2 separate regions of the Homo sapiens genome follow, and region 2 is linked to region 1. Evidence: chromatin contacts called from ENCODE Hi-C data. All regions are on one chromosome and are shown on one strand. The core of a region is the stretch at or near the end of the contact, and the rest is flanking DNA. Distances in the headings are between cores, read along the strand shown. Region 1 overlaps ABTB2 (ankyrin repeat and BTB domain containing 2). Region 2 holds the start of EHF (ETS homologous factor).

Region 1 (4,223 bases), core at 971-3,470:
GAACGTTTTAGAAGCTGGCAGCAAAGCCAGTCCCTGAGTGACAGATATTTGTGGCCCCAGGATGAGGAGGGCCTCTCTCCCCTGCTGGGGCCCATGTGTTTCCGTGGCTGCAGCTTCAAGGCCTGGGTTTATTACTCAGTTTACCATTTAGTCTAGAACAGCACAGTGGCTCCTGATACTTTGGGGACAGCTTTGGATTGGAGCTGGTGAGATGGGCTTTTCACCTCTACTGGTGCTCAGTGTGGAAGCAGCAGCCCACCAAAGAGCTTCCATTTCCCTTCATTGTGAAACACCATGCTTTGGAAGGGACCCCAGGGTACATCAGAGTGTATGAGCCCCAGAAGCAGGCTGTGCCGTGGTCTGGAAGGTGGCAGCCCCGTGAGCCACCCAGACACCAGCTCCTGCTCATCTCATGCCTTCCCTCACCTCATCTGGATCAGAGGAGAAAAGCAAATCCACAAAAATCAACACAACTAGAGATCAATTGCTATGCCAGACCCAGTTAGTCTGGTGAGTGCCGCAGGTGTCTCCACACCTCAGATAATTGAGAATTAGGCCTCAGGACTTGCACAGCCAAGCACTGCCTGAGACTGGTCTGCAGTCGGCTTCCATAGAAAGATGCCGGAAGTGGATACCTGGTCCTGGGTGGTTTGCTGTAGGGGGTGATTTCCTCCATGAGGAAAACCAAAGAATCCAAAGCCCTCTGCCTGCAAGGAAAGTTCAGTGGGGAGGAGGCTGTGCTGGTCCTCAGCTCTCGCCAGGGTGGCAGTGTGGTGGGGTAGGCATATCACAGCAGCCTGGAGAGGAAACGGTGCTGAACCTGAGCCCTTCTGACCTTGGAAGTTTTGGTTTTAATGTATGTGAGACAGAGATGAGGCATGTGTCAGTCAGAGGCTGTTATCAGCCATTATAATAATAGTAGCCAGCATTTATGGAGGACTTGTGTTCCAGATCCTAAGGCAAGTGCTTTATGGAGATTTATTCATTTAGTGTTTAAAACAATCTTTTTCTTTTTTTGAAAATTTTTTGAGACAGGTTCTCACTCTGTCATCCAGACTGGAGTGCACTGGCGTGATCTCTGCTTAATCCAGCCTTGACTTCCCGGGCTCAGGCGATCCATCCACTTCAGCCTCCAGAGTAGCTGGAACCACAGGCACACACTACCAAGCCTGGCTAATTTTTGTATTTTTGGTAGAGACGTGGTTTTGCCATGTAACCCAAGCTGGTCTCGAACTCCTGGGCTCAAGTGATCCACCCTCCTCGGTCTCCCAAAGTGCTGGGATTACAACAATCTTATAAGGGACCCTAGAATCGCAGTTTGATAGATGAGGACATTGAGGCCTAAAGCAGTTAAGCAAAGTGCCCAAAGTCAAACAGCGAGTACATTGGGGGTTGGGAGAGTGAATATTTAGAACAATCCAGGCCAACAACTCTAAGCCCAGCTCTTATTCACCATGGGGAAGAGTAAATGAAATTAAATGAAATGATCTTCATAAAAGGCTTAATGCAGGCAGCAAGTAAGTGCTCGTTCAGTTACAATGAGATATCCCTGTTTTTCTGCGTATTTTATTGTCCTGCATTTTGTGCTAGGGGCCCTGATGTGGATTATTCTAGTCACATGCTAAAAATGTGCAGGGTTTTCAGTCTCTTTGTATTGTGGTGAAACTGCTGCTGATCTGCTTTTCCCACTATCGGTCAGCCTGGGCCTGCTTCCATTTTCACTTTGAGTTTTCAAAGGTCAGGGGAGTCCTGATAGATTGCCTTCTTATCTCCTAAGTGTTTTAGAGTGGTTTATTCATTTAACAACTGAAAGTGATTTTTTTTTTTTTAAAGAAACAATTACCTCCCTTGGTCAGCAGCAACATCTCCAGAGGTCAGCATCCCCCTCCTGGGGAAGGTTTGGCCTGCTGAGTCCAGGCTGGCTGCTAAGGGAACCAAGTCTCTTTTCTATCTCCAGGGCTAGCACAGGGCCTAGCTTGGGACAGGCACTGAAGGAAACAGTGGTTTGTGAATTTCAGCGGGGGGCTGTTTTGCAGTTCTGGACTTCAGAGACAAAGCTTCAAATTCCTATCCTTTCTCCAGACAGGTCCCCTGCTCTTCTAGAGTACTGAGGGATCTTGGCCACAGTCAGGTGGGGCTTTCCCAGACAACTTTTTTATAAGCCTGTGGAATGCCCTCTGCTGAGTCACCACGCTGATACCCAGGGCTGGGGTGTGTCTGCGAAGAACCGTGCTCTAGACATTCAGGGCTTGGTCCTGGGTCTGGGTGGGTGGCTGACCTTAGGTCTAACCATAGGCTTCAAGCTTTTATCTTTCACTGAGTCTGTGCCAAGCACATTCCGTAAATGATCTCATTGACTCTTCAAGAAAGTTAAGAGAATCAATATTGTTGTTCCCATTTTCACAGATAGATAATAAATCTGTAAAATCGCGTAAGACTAGGACATATTTTCTAGGATTATCCTTGCGGATCAAAGGTGATATCAAGTGGGATGTCAGGAGCAAGGGTGCTTGCAGTGTCAGTGATTTCTGTTGTTGGAGGAGGGGCAGGGTTATGGATGAGGAATGTGGGGTTTAGTAGGGTTAAGAGATTTGCCAGAGGCTGGGCGTGGTGGCTCACGCCTGTAATCCCAGCTACTCAAGAGGCTGAGGCAGGAGAATCACTTGAACCCAGGAGGCGGAGTTCAAGTGAGCTAAGATCATGCCACTGCACTCCAGGCTGGGCGACAGAGCGAGACTCCATCTAAAATATATATATATATTTGCCAGAGGTCAACAGGCTAGTCTCTAGTCCTTGTGCAGAAGCAAGATTTGAAATGGGTTGCTTGTTCTCACACGTCTCTTTGCTGGTCAGTGTAGAGATAAAGAACCCTCTCCCCACCTACAGTGTTCTTAAGAAGCCATGGTTATCTTGGGTGTGATGATCTTTGGAAGGTAGAAAGTTCCACTGGCAGGCATTTCCTCCTGGAGTCCTCAGCCTCCTTATCAGGCTCCCAGATTCGGACTGTCAGTGAGGTGGGCAGGGCTGTGGAGGGGAGAGGTCCTGTCACAAGAGACACCCAGCTTCCTCCCAGCTTTGGTTTACCTCAGGCCCGGCCTGAGGTGAAGTCCTCATTAGGTTACCTCCCGCCTAGCTGTGACTGGGTTAAGTTGTTGGACTTCTCTAAGGTTCAGCTCCCTGTTCTGGAAAATGAAGACAAGGACTGTGCCTGTCCTGTAGACTTTGAGGATTAGCTGAGGCAATGCCCGCATGAGCCACTTAGCTTGATGCCACATAAGTGCCCAGGAGACATCATCCTGTGGTGATTAGTTAGATCTGTCATACACCCTTACACCAGGAAGACCCCACCTGGTCATTCTTTTCCCCACAATCCTCTTCTCCCCTAGGATACCAATGCCTCTTCTTCCCTCAGAGTTAATGCAGTTACAACTATTCTAGAACTTTCTGACAGCATTCCTACTCCTTCAGCCACCCCCCTCCATCGCCGGGCAAAAATGCCATGGTCCAGCAGCCACTCAGCTCAGTGGGGTGGTACATACAGGGGCGCGTGACAAGGATGAGGTAAGTGCTGGATCACCAACCTCCCTGCCCCTCCTGTGGCTGCGTGTCAGATACTGTGTGCCAAGCTCCCTTCAGCCACTATCTCATGTAAAGCTCAGACCCCACGATTTCCGGAGTCCTAGAGTAGTCTGGGTGTCCTCGTGGTGGGAACTGGCTGTCCTCCTGGCCCCTTGCTCCCACCCTCCTGCCTTCTTGGTTCAGTGATAAGGCCTTAGATCAGGAGGGTGTGGCTAGGTCTGACTCAGGGGTGACCCAGAGGCACTTCACAGATCTGCGGCAGAAGGCCTCATCACAAGCATGACCGAATCTTGACTTTATTTATAAAAGGCAAAAGCCCACTCTTCTGTGCAGTTGTTGTGGGCCCCAGAAGTGAGGGGAACTCCATAGCACAGTTGAGGTGGGCAGTGGCCATGGAGAGAGATTTCCAACGCAGGGCCCGAGCCATCTCCTCGCAGCTTCTGCATTTTGCTTCTTTCATTTGTTGAAGCAAACAAGGGGCCAGGAGGCTCAATCAATGTGTGGAACTTTCACAGACCCTTCAGAAGAGTCCAGCTGTTCCCAGCAGCTCTTGGGGACTGTGGCCTGTTTCTGACTTAAACTCAGCCTTAGATTCTAAATTCTTGATATGGTTCAGTGATGATGAAGGGGGGAAACATTTACAT
Region 2 (4,113 bases), core at 1-2,500, 380 kb before region 1:
CCCTGTTACCAAGGTGAGTGCAGATAACCAGCAGAGACACCTGTGAACTTGAACCCAGAAGCATACACTCTCCATCTTAAAAACACACACTCCCACCATCCTGGGAGCATGGTAAATCAGCAAAGATGGACGGTGAAAATGTCGCTTTCTCACCTCAGCCTGATATTTACCAACAAGAAGTTAATTTCCCACTGTTCCCAGATCAGTCCACATTGGGGCTAACACTTCTCCACAATGTCCAAGCAAAATCAAAAGAATCCCTGTCTCAGAAGGCATTTGTTGCTGCTGAGTCACAACTGCCTGTCTGATCATAGTCTCCCAAAATGGAGTAAACAAAGGGTTAGTTTGTCCCCTTGTTACACAGTGAAGCCCTTTGCCAAAACTGATTGTTGTATTTTCTGGACAAAATGGAGTAAACAAAGGGTTAGTTTGTAAACAAAGGGTTAGCTTGTCCCCTTGTTATACAGTGAAGCCCTTTGCCAAAATTGATTTTTGTTTTTTCTGAATTTTTGTTTTTGTAGATATTCAGCTCTCCCCAATACCTCTGCCTGCCTTGGCTGCCTGGCCACTTTTTCCAGTGTGATTGTGTATGTTCTTGCCTATTTCTAGCCATTTTCCAGTCCTGGAACATATTAAAAACAAATTGGCCTTTCCATGTAGCTCATAAGTCAGAAAAATTACCAGCAGAAGACATCTCTAGAAAGCGAGACCGTGTACTCTGAGCCCTAACAGCTACTTAGCCAACCACTTCTTCTCTGAGCTATATCAGAGCCACCTATCTCTAGCTGCCTATTTGTTCCAGAAGAATTCAACCCAGGGGAATGGTTTTGCCACCCAGGCATAGGGAAACGAGGGGGCTTTTAAATTCACAGAGATTAGAAGTCCAGACAATGCAGGAAATTCACAGATAATATCCAAAGTAGCCAACCTGCCCTCCAAAATAAAATTCTGATTTGACCCAGTGAGGTAAGCCCAGGTAAGGTGAGCTTCACTTCCTGCCAGCCGTCTCCAAGAGTCTGTTCTAGTTTCATCTGTCCAGTTTAAAGCAGGCTTCTCTTTCCACTCAAGTGTTTGGATTCCAGATTCAAAAGAAGTTTTAAAAATCAGGACTTACCTCATTTACCTAAAGATTCTGGGTGGGAAATCCAATAGCTGTGGCTGTTGGAGGGGAGGCAGCAGGCTGCAATCTCACCAGCTCCTATAGGGATGGGGCACCACGGGTGTTATCAAGTCTGAGCCCTCATCAGAGTGAAGATAAATGCATATAACAATAATTTTAAATCATTTTGTAGGATGTTAAGCAATAAGCCACCAACCGGGAATTCCCTAAGTCACTTCCCCCTCTTCTGATTGGCTACCCAGCCCTTTAAAAAAATAAAATAAAGGATTACAAACACTGGCTCATTTGCATTTGGCCAACTCACACGTTAGTGTTCAAACAAAACAGGTCTAACCAGGTAATGCCTGTGTCTCAAGAACAGAGAGACAACCTGTTAATGGATGAGGAATTGATTTGGTGGTGACTGTTCTTTTCAGCTCAGAGGCTGTTTCAGGTGAAAAGCACCCTGCTCACCAAAGACACCATCGGGAAGAGGGAATGTAAAAGCAAAGTGAGTAGAAGTCCAAATCTGGAGGAGATGATGGTATGGAGGGGCCCTCTTGAGCACCTGTCTCATTTATTAGTCTGTATTTAGTCCACCCTGCTTTGGCATCAAGATCTTTTCCCTAGCTCTATAAGTACCAGGCTCTGAAGGGGCTCCCAGCAAGTTCCCTCTCCAGGCACCATGACTGCCTTCTTGACAGAGACTCTTGGCAATTCAATGGACTTTGAAAAGCCTATCTCCCCTGGCCCCAGGTAAGAGCCTTGAGAGGTTTGAAAGGGAAGGTCCTGGGAGGGAGGGTACCTTATGAGGAGATGCTTAGGTCAAGCAGTCAACTCTCAAATATGCAAGAGCTGATTATCCGGTTGGTGGATTATCTAGGTTCTTCACTTCCTCTTGACACTTACATGATCTTTTTTAAAAGGTTTATTGACACTCCCTATAAGAGTTAGAGATGAGAAGACCAAAATGCTGAAACTGGAAATAAAAAAGCACAGTTTGGACAAGAAGAAGGTGGAATATTAGGGAGGATCTACGGATTCAAATACCCAGGCAACCTCTATTCCCTTGGGCCAAGGGACATATGGGGAGTTACCTGTACCTGCTTCACTGGGTCACAAATGTACCTTCTCCCATACGGGTGAATGACTGCTCCTAGCAAAGAAAAATACCATCCCCCAACCATTAACTTTCTCTGTTGAACCTTCCAGGACACTGGCCTGGCATGAGCAAAGTGTCTAAGCAGATTTCTTTGACTCAACGGGCCTCCCTTTTGTGGGAGAGGGAAGGGAAGTTGAGATTTGGCAGAGATAAAGATTTTGTGATCAAAACCAAGAAGTTACTTGTGTTAAAAAGAAAAAAAAAGGTCTGCTTATGGTCAAAGGCTGACTGAATAGAATAAAAACTGGTTATTATATTAAGGGGGAACAGTGAGTGTGCAGTAGTATTAGTCTTTTCTTACTTATTTTTTCTAGTTTCTACACAAATTCAGAGGTTTCTGAAAGTGTAAAAGACTCAGTGGGAAAACAAGGGTGGACTTGGGAAGGTCTTGGAAGCTGGGCAGGTCTTGAAGAAGGGCTTGAGGCTTTGGTCAGTGCAGTTTAGGGGAGTTCTAATAAATCCCTCTGCCTCCCTAACCTGCCCCAGACATTCCCACCCTTCCCAACTGTTCAACCCTGTGAACTTGCCAAGGGCCCTGTGAAAATGCAAATGTAAACCCCGCCCCATATACACACTGATAAAAACAACAAATTTCATTATTTCCCATTATCACATTAGCCCCAATTAGTCTATCAGTTCCAGATCTGAGAGCAGGGCCCTGAGGGAATGGCCTGCTGGAGTTTTGCTTGAGAGACAAATCAGGCACAACCTGAAGTAACTACATTCCACCCACTGCAGGGCATTTGTGTGTAGTGATGGTGAAGGGGGGTGGGTGGCGGGGCACTCATGAGAAAAGGGAAGCATTATTGCTAGAGCCCGTGGGACTCCAGGGAAACAAACTTGGCCTTCTTTACACCATTGCCTGAGATTAACCTGAGACAGCAGGGTGGGAGTAGAAGGGCTAGGGTTGTGTGGTCAAGAGATAGTGAACTTCAAATGCAACCACAAAAGTGATGTGGCTCTCTGACCCAGTCCCAATCACCTTTAATTATAGGCCCTGTAATTTATAGCTGAAGAATTCTGGTTAAATCTCCATTTCTTTATCCACTTGTATTTAGTCCATTTTAGATTGGAGGGCTATTGAGACGAGTCATATTGGGGTAGTGATGGTGGGAGGGGAGGGAAAGATGTCACCTCATACTCACAAGCCACTTTATTTGTGGAGGTTTTTTTGTAAATAAAGTACCTAAAAGTGTGCCTGCTACTTGCTGGGTACTTATTAAGTATTGATTCTTCTTTTTACTTGGGTCTTAGTTGAACCTTCCAGAAGAAAAACAAAAATGAAAACAATACCCCTCACCCCCAACCTAAAAAAAAAAACACAAAAAAGCTAGAATTGCAGGTATATTGCATCCATACGGAAAGTCCTTTGGAGTTTGAGGTCTTTCACCCTACTGCCAACTTCAACAAGACAGTACTGGCGATAGATAGATAGATGATAGATAGATAGATAGATAGATAGATAGATAGATAGATAGATAGATAGATGATAGATAGATAATGATGGGATGAGATGGATGTCTCAAGGCCTTCTACTACAAGTCTCAGATATATCAAGTATGTCCTTTATGGATAAGAAGTTTAAAGTGTAATCACAAAATCATCAAACACAGCAGATCCTTAATATGGACACATTGTAAGTTCTCAAGGAGGACTCTGGCAAGAGAGACCTCCAGCACTTGTTCTGTGCTCCTGAATTCTCTGGGGGGCTGATAAAGACATAGCAAAATGAACAGAGTGATAAACAAAGCTGATTGTCTTTATTCTGTGGATGGGAAGAATCAAGAGAGAGAGGCCAAGCAGCTTGCCCTCAAATCAACTGAAACAAACTCTAGAAACCCAATTACTCTGC

What was found. Hi-C counts contacts between places; a loop is a spot of excess contacts on that map. Pooled maps may share reads with other maps.
Region 2: a loop to region 1 is called in a pooled map, with 3 times the contacts of the local background. The contact joins the promoter of EHF here to the enhancer-like site in region 1. A Hi-C loop is called at or near these places in 2 of 37 single-sample maps with no recorded cell type and 4 of 50 pooled maps.

Annotation. Positions count from the first base shown.
Region 1 is chr11:34,241,813-34,246,035 of GRCh38, reverse strand. The region is part of intron 1 of ABTB2 (ankyrin repeat and BTB domain containing 2); the gene reads left to right. Among named protein-coding and RNA genes, the nearest start is that of ABTB2, 110 kb to the left of the region's middle. RefSeq lists enhancers at 1,809-1,968, 1,963-2,634, 2,827-4,026. Within about 2 kb of position 2,220, at least 16 of the 41 ENCODE cell types and tissues checked have a DNase peak (open chromatin) inside an H3K27ac peak, as active enhancers do.
Region 2 is chr11:34,618,230-34,622,342 of GRCh38, reverse strand. EHF (ETS homologous factor) reads right to left here and starts at 1,250. Exons shown (of 9, transcript NM_012153.6): 1 at 1,115-1,250. RefSeq lists a cis regulatory region at 2,950-3,349.